4 separate regions of the Homo sapiens genome follow, and regions 1, 2 and 3 are each linked to region 4. A link is a loop called in an ENCODE intact Hi-C map of the cell type or tissue named here. Cell type or tissue: mammary epithelial cell. All regions are shown on one strand.

Region 1 (2,500 bases), 370 kb before region 4:
CTAAGAATAATCCAGACTACACACAAGTTTCCATAACTGTCCTTTCTAAAATACTGTATTTTTAAAGAGGAAAATATACAATGGTTTTCGTGTAACTTGGCATGATTTAAAGATATATTCACTTTAAGACACCTTTACATTAGAATCTAGAATTTTAAAATGGAGAAGCCTCTAACTGCAGATGTGAAAAATCAACTGTCATAGAATAAGCTTTCAGCTAACCAAAGCAAAGGAGGGCTGTAGGAGACACCTGATTCACACTTGAATCCCACCCCAGTGTCCAGGTATACCTGTTACAGCATTTTGTTTGGAGCCAGGTTTTGCATGGATGGCTATGGTGACGCATCCTTTAGGATCAACTGCCACAGGACCTAAGGGAGGAAGTGGTCTCTCTGGTTCCTTGCTCTGGCTTTTACCCTAAAATGACAACCACACAACTTTACAGGTTACAAAATATTTTCCCACACATTTAATTTGATTCTTCCACTACCCCCTTTCACCCTTAACAGACAAACTAGGCTCATCAGTGGTGTCCAGGGACTTCTGGCCACCTAGAAAGCTTTTCCCACAACCTTCAAGGCTCTACTCAATTTTCCCACGAAGGGTTCCCATCAACCCAACAGTGTTTTTTCCCCCCTTGCAAGAAAACCTAACTCTGGCTTCTAAACCTTAATGCTTGCTCCTCCCTCTGCTTTGTATTTCCAATTCCTTGGGGGCAGGGATCATTTATTATTCATCATTGTATCTCATGCAGTCGGAGCTAATAAATGTTGGTGAAAGTGTGTATGTCTGCATGTTGCGGGAAAGGGAGGAAAAAAAAATAGTGCTTGATATTTAAAGGCCTGTTATGGGACAGGGGCTGTGCTAGGAACTTTCGTTCAACAAATATGTAGGCAATGGATATGTAAAGATGAAAAGGTACATGGTCCTTGCTCTCAAGGAGCTCGGACTGCTGCGAGGGAGAAAGAACATACAAAATTATAATACACTGTGCTAAGTGCACCGATGAGATAGGCACAGAACATTACCCCACAGGCAAATCAGCATTGGGGCACTGGAGAATGCTGCCAGCAGGAGGCAGTGCTTGAGCTGAGTCTGAGAAACGGACTGGGGTTGGCCAAACAAAGATGGTGGAAATGGGAGTGCTGTATTCTTGACAGAAGGGGTGCGATCAGCCAAAGCAAGGGAGGAGAAAGCAGAATACAGCCTCCTGGGGAAACGCAGGTCATGCCGCTGCGGGAACATGAATTGCTGGACTGGGAGTGCGGGTAGGAGGCCAAAGGTCAGCACACGCAGCCCAAGGAGAGCTCGGCTGCCGCCGGGCCCAGCGCTCAGAAATCACCAGGTGGACGGCAGCGCAGCCTACTGAGGCGGGGCGACGGCAGCAGGCCGCAGCTCTGGGGGTGGCGGCGGCTGTCCTGAGCCCCGGAACTGAGAGACGGCAAGCCGCTGGCAGTGCCTCCACTCACTCCCGGGCCCCGCTTCTCCCGCGCTCTTCAACAAGTACCCCTGAGGCCCACCCCTCTGCCGCCACGGGACCTGCTACTGGCCTTGGTCGTCGCACCAGCCTTCTTAGGCATCTCGGCGCAAAGAAGCCGAGCGGAGCCCCGAGTATTGGGTGTTGCCCGAAGGTGCCTCAGCCCGCTGCGGAGCCGCAGCATCCCCGCCTGGGAAGGCGCCGGAAGAGCCCTCTGCGCTTGCGCAGGTAGCCGGCAGGAGCGGCCCCACCGCCCGGCGCATCCGCTCTGGCCAGAGGGCGACACCTTAAGGCCGGCGGGAGCGAGTCTCGTGGCCGCAGAACATGCGCGAGTCTCTTTTGTTCTGGAACGGGCCGAGCCCCAGGAAGTGGAGCTGCGGAGCTGAGGCCTCACCGTGTCTTGGCCCACCCTGCTCAGCTGATAGGAAGGTGTGTCACCTCTTTCCTAATCGGGGAAAGAAAGGTATTGTCACTTCTCAGAATTGGAGAGCGCGGCAAGGAGTGCACAGGGCCAGGTGTCTTCTCGCTCCCACAGCCAAGCAGCAGATGCAGAGTCCCACGCGCTGCCTGTGGCCATCAAGTCGATATAGAGCCTCGTGGCGGCTTGGCCCTTGTGAATCTTCCACGTATCGATGGCGCACCTACCTTGTGCCAGGCGCAGCGGATCCCACAATGTAAAAGAAGAGGAAATACACTGCGACATGTGATATGGAGAGACATGAAACAAATCAGCAGAGGCAAGATCATGGAGTCACTGAAGGCTTTCAAGCAAGGGATTATTAGCAGCCCAATTTGCTGGGTTTTAGAAAGACACCGGCTGCACTGTGGCCGACAGAGGAAAAGCCAGAGACAGGGAGATCCGCCCCCTAAATGGGAGAGGGTGGCCTGAACTAGAGTAACCGCAGGGAGGGTGGAGCGCTGATCATTTCAAGGATCTTCAGGAACTGAAATGATCAGAACTTGGGAATGACTGCATGTGCGAATAAGGGGGAAAAGTCAAGGAAATGCCCAGGTTTGGGGCCC
Region 2 (2,500 bases), 180 kb after region 4:
GTGTGTGTGTGTCCATGCTTGTAGTACTGGCCTTTAGCAAGCAGAGACCAGGGTTGCTGTTAAACATCTTGCAGTGCACAGGACAGCCCCCACAACAGATAATTATCTGCTACAAATATCAATAAAGCCGAGGCTGAGAAAACCTGTCCTATCCATTCCTGCCCCTGGCTCTTTTTTCCATGCCTCATCCCAGAAGGCCTTTCCTTCAGTGCCGCCCGATGAAATGTTCTCTATCCTTAAAATGCCAGCTCAAATGCCACATCTTCTAGGAAACACATCCCGCATGAACCTACTCCCAGTGCCGTGGGCTCTCAAAGTCCATTCTGTGCATCACTGAAGTGACTACCACTTAGTTCATTTACAGTAATTTGTCTCTAGTACTATTATTTTTTAATGGTTCTTATTGTTCTTTTCTTGTTTTTTAATTGAATGTTTGTGTGTTGACTCTTTGGGTGAACTGTGTGTTCCTTGATGACAAGTATCTCTCTTGTCTATGTCCTACAGCACTTACCATGTGTTTTACACATAGTAGGTGCATAATAAATATCTGTTGACTGCATGAGAAATGTATGTCTTCCTGTGCCTTTAGATATGGTTACCCCTTCCAACAATTTTCTTAAAGGAGTTAGTTCAAAAAATCCAACAAGTTGAATCCAAGTTTTTTTGTTTCTGTTTTTAATAATTTAGGTAAAAAACTGTGACAAGAAATCATTGTACAATGCAATTATTTATGTTTATTTCTGCAGCTATTTAGTGAAAAAATAAGTGGTGCTGAAGGAACTAAACTAGACGATGAATTTCTTGACATGGAAAGGGTAAGAGCATTTTAATATGTAAATTGATTAGAAACTGACTTTCATTGTGATATGAGATATACTGCTATTGTAAAGGATATTCGAGTGGAAATCTAGGATGTTTAAATATAGGTGTGGATTATGCAATCTACAAGGCAGTACTTTCCCACGTCCCAGCCCAAATCAGATCCTCCCCCTGTAGCCACATGCAGTTTGGGCAGGTCGAGTAATGAGATCGATGTGGCTAACTGGTACCCTCTAGTGGCCAGAAGTCAGAATGTGCAAAAGATGGGCAATCTTGGCAGTTACTGCAAGGCCAAAGTAATTGGTAGTATATGTTTTGGAGAATCAAAATGTATTTCTGGGACAAGATTTTTTGAAATGCAGAATGATTTATTTACCGTGTGGAAGACTTGGGCTCTGCTCCCATGTGTTGCAGGAGCTGCATAGCAAGTAACTTTTATCCTGGTTCTGCCTGTAGAACCAGAGTGTGAACTTGGATAAGTGAATTCATCTTTTTGAACTGATACAGAGATGACAAGTGTGCCCTGCTTGTCTCACATGGATTTTGTGAGAATTATGCAAACATTAACGTATTTGAAATAACTTACAAAAAATATGACGGGCTTGAGACAGAAATGATTGTAACATGCTCCAAAGAAAAATGGTATCATCTCTGTCCCTTAACATGTTTCCCAGTCAGCTGTGTGGAGTTGCTCAGGTGGAGGCAGAACTAGAACCACCAGTATTAACAACATACTGTTTCTTTGCTCATTGTCTGGGCCCTTTAAACATAGCCTTGTTTTAATAATTAGACCCCCCACCCCAGAGGAGAGAGGGAGGAAATGAAGCAAGGCATCCACCCTCAGGTGTAACATCAAGGCTGCAGATACAGTAGGTAGCAGAGATGTCAGCAGGTGCTGGGGAAGGAAGTCCAGCCCCAGGCTGCGCACTGCCTGGGAGAGTATCTCCCCAGGATACCTTGGCTCTGGCCAGCTCATCTTCCAGGGAGTTCTCTGTTTTCTGGATGAGAACTATTAAATGTCTAGAAATGTTAATGCCTTGAGGGAGAAAAGCTTATTTTGTTTTTGCTTTTGAAAGAAAACTTAATTTCTGAACCTTAAAACCATGGAAACATGTTCACACCATTGACATACCTTAAATTACTTAAAAAAAACTCTTAATATACAAATAGGTGATGTATAGCTTTGTTACTAACAAAATGATTCAGTTGAAATGTTAAATTTAAAAGCATTTTTCCAGAGTTTTAGTTTTGGTTGATGGATTGAGATCCTTCTTGCTTACCTCCTTTTACCTCCAAAAACCCCAGTGAGTTACAGAAGAAATATAAAGTCTATTATCTGTTTTATTACAGCAGTGAAAAGCATGGAAACATATAATACATGACCAGAAGTTTTAAAACTTTCCAGAAGAGATGCATTAGATGGTATTAGACCCACCTAATAAATGATACAGAAATGAGAAAGTAATGGGAAAAAATATTCTATAATTAATGCTAACCATATAAAAATAGAGGAACAATAGTAAAATCAAAATAAAATTTGATGCAAGAGAAGCACTAAATTAAAAAAGCTTTTTAATTATAAAAAGATACAGTCAATGTAGTCTATCAGGAAATTATAATAGTTATGAACCATTCTGCACTACATAACATAGCATCTGAATTTTTAAGGTAGAAACTGTCA
Region 3 (2,500 bases), 58 kb after region 4:
AGATGGGAACTTCCTATCTTTTGTGACAGCTGCTGTGGACACCTGGCCAGATGTCCCCACGAGAAGACCCTATTTCCTGTGCTCCCTCCGCTGCTGACCATCACGGCAGGATTCCCAGCTGTTAGTGCAACCTCTGGCTGCAGAGAAAACACACCGTTCCTTGGAGGTCAGTACTAGCAGGACCACTGCTCACTTCCCCCTGAATGCACAACATGACAATGACCTCTCACATTTTCTTGGCCCTTAACACCACCTACTTTTACCACCACTCCTCTTTAATCATCACCCCCAACTTCATGTTAAATCTGATACATTATTTTAGGTGCTTGTCTGCTCTATTCATGGTTATTTATTTATTCATTAACTGAATATTTATGTTTTTTGAGCCGCTCTAGGACTCCAGCTATTCTCTGGTATTGGGAGGTTGCAGTAAATAAAGCAGATTAATTCTCTTGCCCTTCTAAAGCTGCGTTGTCCAACACAGTAGCACTAGCCACGTGTGGCTATTTAATTTTAATTAATTAAAATTAAATTCAAAATGAAAGCATCCATTGTCAACTTTTCAGTGATTGATAGCCACAGTTGGGTAGTGGTTGCCAATATTGGACAGCACAGATAGAGAACATGTCCATCATCATAGAAAGTTCAACTGGGCAGTGCTGCTTAATAGTGCTTTCACTCACTCTGGTAGTGGGAGATAAATGACAATCTAAAACATATATATGTATGTGTATATATATACATATATACTAAAATATCAGGTAGATAAAGTGCCATGGAAGGGAATAAAGTGAGTAGAGGGAATAGATAGAAAATGATGGCATTGTGTGCTTTTTGTTGTTTTTGTTGATTTTTAGAGACAGAGTCTCTCTCCGTTGCCCAGGCTGGAGTGCAATCATAGCTCACTCCTGCCTTGAACTCCCGGGCTCAAGTGATCCTCCTGCCTTGGCCTCCCAAAGTGCTGGGATTACAGGTGTGAGCCACTTCGCCCAGCCGGGGACTGCTATTGTAACCATTGACTCTAGTGGTCACTTCCTTTTTCTCCGAATTCCTCCTCTGGTAGCATGATACCATTTTCTATGTGTTCTTCTACCTATATGGCTGATGCCATAGGGATGGGACAGCTCTTCTTGAGATTCTTCCAGTAAGAACTGAAAATTTCTGTGGCAACATTTTTGCATGCCACACCATTAAAATGAGCTGTTGTGTCAAGACTCAAGATGCTAGTGTGCTTTTTTAAAAGTTAGAAGTAAACGACATGAAACTAACCACTATAGACTCACAGTTCAGAAAGGCTTACCTCTGTCGCTTCTCAACACCACCACAAGGTGGCAGCAGGGGTTTATGAACGCCATCTGCGTCGCTCGGCTAATTCCTCATCCCCAACACAAACTTTTATGCATCTCTTTAGTAGAAGTGAAAAATAAATCCTCCAGGGTAAAATATGGAAATGTAAAATGGCACCTATGTAATTAACAAAGGCTAATTGGAATTACAGCATGGCCCAGAATTCTAACTGAATGTTTGTTGATAGGTTCCGGAAAAGCAGAGTCAAGCATTGTAGATAACTATGACATGCATTAATTCCCTTTTGCCTTTACTATTGAGATGCATAGCAGTTGTGCAGTGTGCTCTTTACCCCATCCTTTTTTTTTTTTTTTTTTTTTTGAGACAGAGTCTCGCTCTGTCACCCAGGCTGGAGTGCAGTGGTGCCATCTCGGCTCACTGCAACCTCTGCCCTGGGTTCAAGTGATTCTCGTGCCTCAGCCTCCCAAGAAGCTAGGTTTACAGGCAAGTGCCACCACACCCACACACCCAACTAATTGTGTGTGTGTGTGTTTTTTTTTGAGACGGAGTCTCGCTCTGTCGCCCAGGCTGGAGTGCAGTGGCGCGATCTCGGCTCACTGCAAGCTCCGCCTCCCAGGTTCACGCCATTCTCCTCAAGGCTGAGGGTTCACACCTCAGCCTCCCAAGTAGCTGGGACTACAGGCGTTCGCCAACACTCCTGGCTAATTTTTGTATTTTTAGTAGAGACGGGGTTTCACCTTGTTAGCCAGGATGGTCTCAATCTCCTGACCTCGTGAATCGCCTGCCTCGGCCTCCCAAAGTGCTGGGTTGCAGGCGTGAGCCACCGCGCCCGGCCTCATCCAAGTAATTATATTTTTTAGTAGAGACAGCGTTTCTCTATTTGGCCAGGGTGGTCTCGAACTCCTGGCCTCAAGTGGCCTGCCTCGGCCTCCCAAAGTGTTGGGACTACAGGCGGGAGCCGCTATGCCCGGCCCCATCCTCATTTTTAAACAAATAAAAATACTTCAGATTTTTCCTCTACATTTTAAAATGAAAAGTCTTTCTGGCCTTTTCTTAACTGTCAATTGATTTTCCCTCAGCTTCTTGTAAAACAATAAGCAAAGAAAATCTGTACGTTTGTTCCCAGTTGTGATCTTGTGAGTTCAAGGCAAATTGCCATGTTCAACATCTGGGATTCATCATGTCTGCTGTT
Region 4 (2,500 bases):
GAGATTAACCCCTGTCGGGCGCGCCCTAGCACTGTCAGCATGAGGTCATCCTGCCAATAGGAATTTCCTGTCCCTTCAACACTGACTGGAGACGGGCCCCACCCTATGCCCAGTCCTCGGGCTCCTGGACTCACCAAATACCTGGGACGCTCATTGCCAGGCAGCGCCAGGCCCTGCCCTCCAGGCCTCATCGCTGCCGCAGACGTGGGACAGGTTTCCTCATCAATGGCCGAAAGGGAGCCCAGGTCGGGGGGCATGTTCTCTGGCGGGCATTCTCTGCCCCAGAGGAGCCTGCTTTCCTGAGCACCGGCCCCACTGTGCCTCATCTTGGTTCCACCCTTCCAGCGCTTGGCAGTTAGTGTAGGAACCGAGATCTCTAGGGAAACTGAGGCCTTTTGGCAACAAGATGCCCTGGGGGCTACCCTAAGAAAGGCACAGCTTCCTTGGAGTGAGGAGTGTCACCTAGCAAAACTTGGACAACATTAGAAGATGCAATTAGCAGGTGAATCTTAGGCTAAGAATGTGGGTATTCACCACAAACTCTGTCTCTCCCTAGTCAGATGGTGAATGTGACACAAACCCCTCCCTGCTGGGTTGTGAGCTGGGTGGAAGTTCCTGGGGGCGTGCTCATCCCCATGTCCAACGTCCTTTGCACACAGTAGGAGTGCAATAAACCTTTGTCCACTGTTAAACTGGGGAGAGACTAGTCATATGATTTTTCCTAGTGCTTGTGACCTGTATTTTCTGGCTACAGGACAGAGGGGTCTTAAGCCAGTATGGGAGGTAGGGGTTGGGGCAAGAGGGAGGATAAGAAGGTCTCAAAAACAGGAGGCTCTGATGGGGCTGGACTTCAGCACCCTTGTGTGAGGTTGATCAAGAGAAGGGCTGAAGACAAGAGTGGGAGGAATGTTTGGGGAGGTGGTAGGATTCTGGGGGATAATGGGGTCCAAGTGTCAAAGTGTGACCAGAGTGGGACAGGGGGACATCTCCTCACTTCTGGCAGGGGCTCAGCAGGTGAGGACACCAGGTGCCTTGGCTTGCTATTTGGAGCTCAGAGAGAGAGTGTCCCCAGGCATGCATCCTGTCTGGGCAGGTCCCTTTGGTCACAGTGTCACAGTCACAGTGGGGAGGCGCCCTCAAGTGGCTTCACAGCAGCAGACCTGGATGGGGATGGAGCGCAAGAAGGCAAGTCTCTGTGATACCCCAACTCTCCTCCCAGAAGTAACTCGATGAGGAGGTTTTGAGGGAACCAGGAAGAATAGCTCAGCAAACGGTTTCAGAGACATTGAAACAGGAATGATGACTCATAATGTGTCTCCATTTATAACCACAGGTTGAAGAGATCTTACAGAACTGGAATATTTAAGAATATGACATTATATTTCTCAAATGTTTGATATCTCCAAACAATAGTAATTTTTAAAATAGCGGCCAGGCACAATGGCTCACGCCTGTAATCCCAGCACTTTGGGAGGCCGAGGCAGGCAGATCACCTGAGGTCAGGAGTTCAAGACCAGCCTGACCAATATGGTGAAACCCTGTCTCTACTAAAAACACAAAAATTAGCTAAGTGTGGTGGTGGCACCTGTAATCCCAGCTACTCAGGAGGCTGAGGCAGGAGAATCGCTTGAACCCGGGAAGGAGGAGGTTGCAGTGAGCCAAGATGGCGCCACTGCACTCTAGCCTGGGCGACAGAGCGAGACTCCATCTCAAAAAACAAACAACAAACAAACAAACAAAAACCATTTACTATGTATCTTTTGATTACAAATCAGTATTTGTTTATTTAAAAAATGGACAATGTAAAGAAAATGCAAAAAGAAAGTAAAAACAACTGGCTCCCCAGAGGTAACCACTCTTTTACATTAAATGTTACACATATTGTTTTGTAATTTACTTTATCCATGTAAGAATATATCATGAATCTTTTCACATGGCAGTAAATTTTCTTTTACATTATTTTTTAATGGTAGTTTAGTATTCCTTCCTGTAAGTCTGCCAAAAATCATTTAACCAATCCTGCTATTGGACATTAAGCTTGCTTACAACTGTTAACCATAAACAAATGTACGCACGCATACATGATGAATTTCTTAGGATAAGTTCCTAGGAAGATAATTGCTGGTCACAGGTCAAATGGTATGCTCATTTTTAAGGTTTTTAAAATATGTTGGCAAATTGCCCTCCAGGAAGATTGTTTTAATCTCTACCCTCACCTACAAAGCATGAGAATGCCTATTTCTCCACACCCTCACCCAAATTTGGTATTCTCCATCTTTTTAACTTTCTGTCAATTTGAAAGTAGAAAATGATAATCTTTAATTGTTTAAATTCCCATTTATTTGATTATTAGTAAGGGTAAGTAAAACACCTTTTCACTATTTTCATTTCTTAGTCTGTAAATTAACTGTTGCTATCATTATTTATTATGCTGACCAGACATTGGGCATTTACTACTAGGTGTGTTCAGTTTTTTTCTTATTAATTTTTAGGAGCTCTT

What was found. A loop is a pair of places that touch in the nucleus more often than their neighbours do. Peaks named below come from ENCODE experiments on the same cell type or tissue, not always from the same donor. Only the 100,000 strongest peaks of a DNase experiment are listed, where the experiment ranks them.
Region 1: it touches region 4 in a loop (25-fold over the local background); 6 of 110 quality-filtered maps call a loop at or near these places.
Region 2: it touches region 4 in a loop (8-fold over the local background); 5 of 110 quality-filtered maps call a loop at or near these places.
Region 3: a loop joins it to region 4, with 6 times the contacts of the local background. A loop is called at or near these places in 6 of 110 quality-filtered maps.

Annotation. Positions count from the first base shown.
Region 1 is chr15:83,009,947-83,012,446 of GRCh38, forward strand. It overlaps C15orf40 (chromosome 15 open reading frame 40), which reads right to left and starts at 1,693. Exons shown (of 4, transcript NM_144597.3): 1 at 1,551-1,693; 2 at 291-417. The coding sequence starts at 1,661. It overlaps LOC124903542 (a long non-coding RNA gene), which reads left to right and starts at 1,795. Exons shown (of 2, transcript XR_007064742.1): 1 at 1,795-2,500. RefSeq lists an enhancer at 1,871-1,930. In mammary epithelial cell, CTCF peaks have their summits at 1,073 (motif pointing right) and 1,765; DNase peaks (open chromatin) are centred at 1,105 and 1,765; H3K4me3 peaks cover 1,929 bases; H3K27ac peaks cover 1,624 bases.
Region 2 is chr15:83,558,507-83,561,006 of GRCh38, forward strand. SH3GL3 (SH3 domain containing GRB2 like 3, endophilin A3) reads left to right here. Exons shown (of 9, transcript NM_003027.5): 2 at 747-815. Among named protein-coding and RNA genes, the nearest start is that of ADAMTSL3, 94 kb to the right of the region's middle. In mammary epithelial cell, a CTCF peak has its summit at 1,051 (motif pointing left); a DNase peak (open chromatin) is centred at 1,025.
Region 3 is chr15:83,437,546-83,440,045 of GRCh38, forward strand. No RefSeq gene overlaps it. Among named protein-coding and RNA genes, the nearest start is that of SH3GL3, 8.5 kb to the right of the region's middle. In mammary epithelial cell, a CTCF peak has its summit at 1,330 (motif pointing right); no DNase peak of the experiment used is centred here.
Region 4 is chr15:83,379,679-83,382,178 of GRCh38, forward strand. No RefSeq gene overlaps it. Among named protein-coding and RNA genes, the nearest start is that of SH3GL3, 66 kb to the right of the region's middle. RefSeq lists an enhancer at 1-695. In mammary epithelial cell, a CTCF peak has its summit at 1,147 (motif pointing left); DNase peaks (open chromatin) are centred at 43, 543 and 1,213; H3K4me3 peaks cover 132 bases; H3K27ac peaks cover 1,403 bases.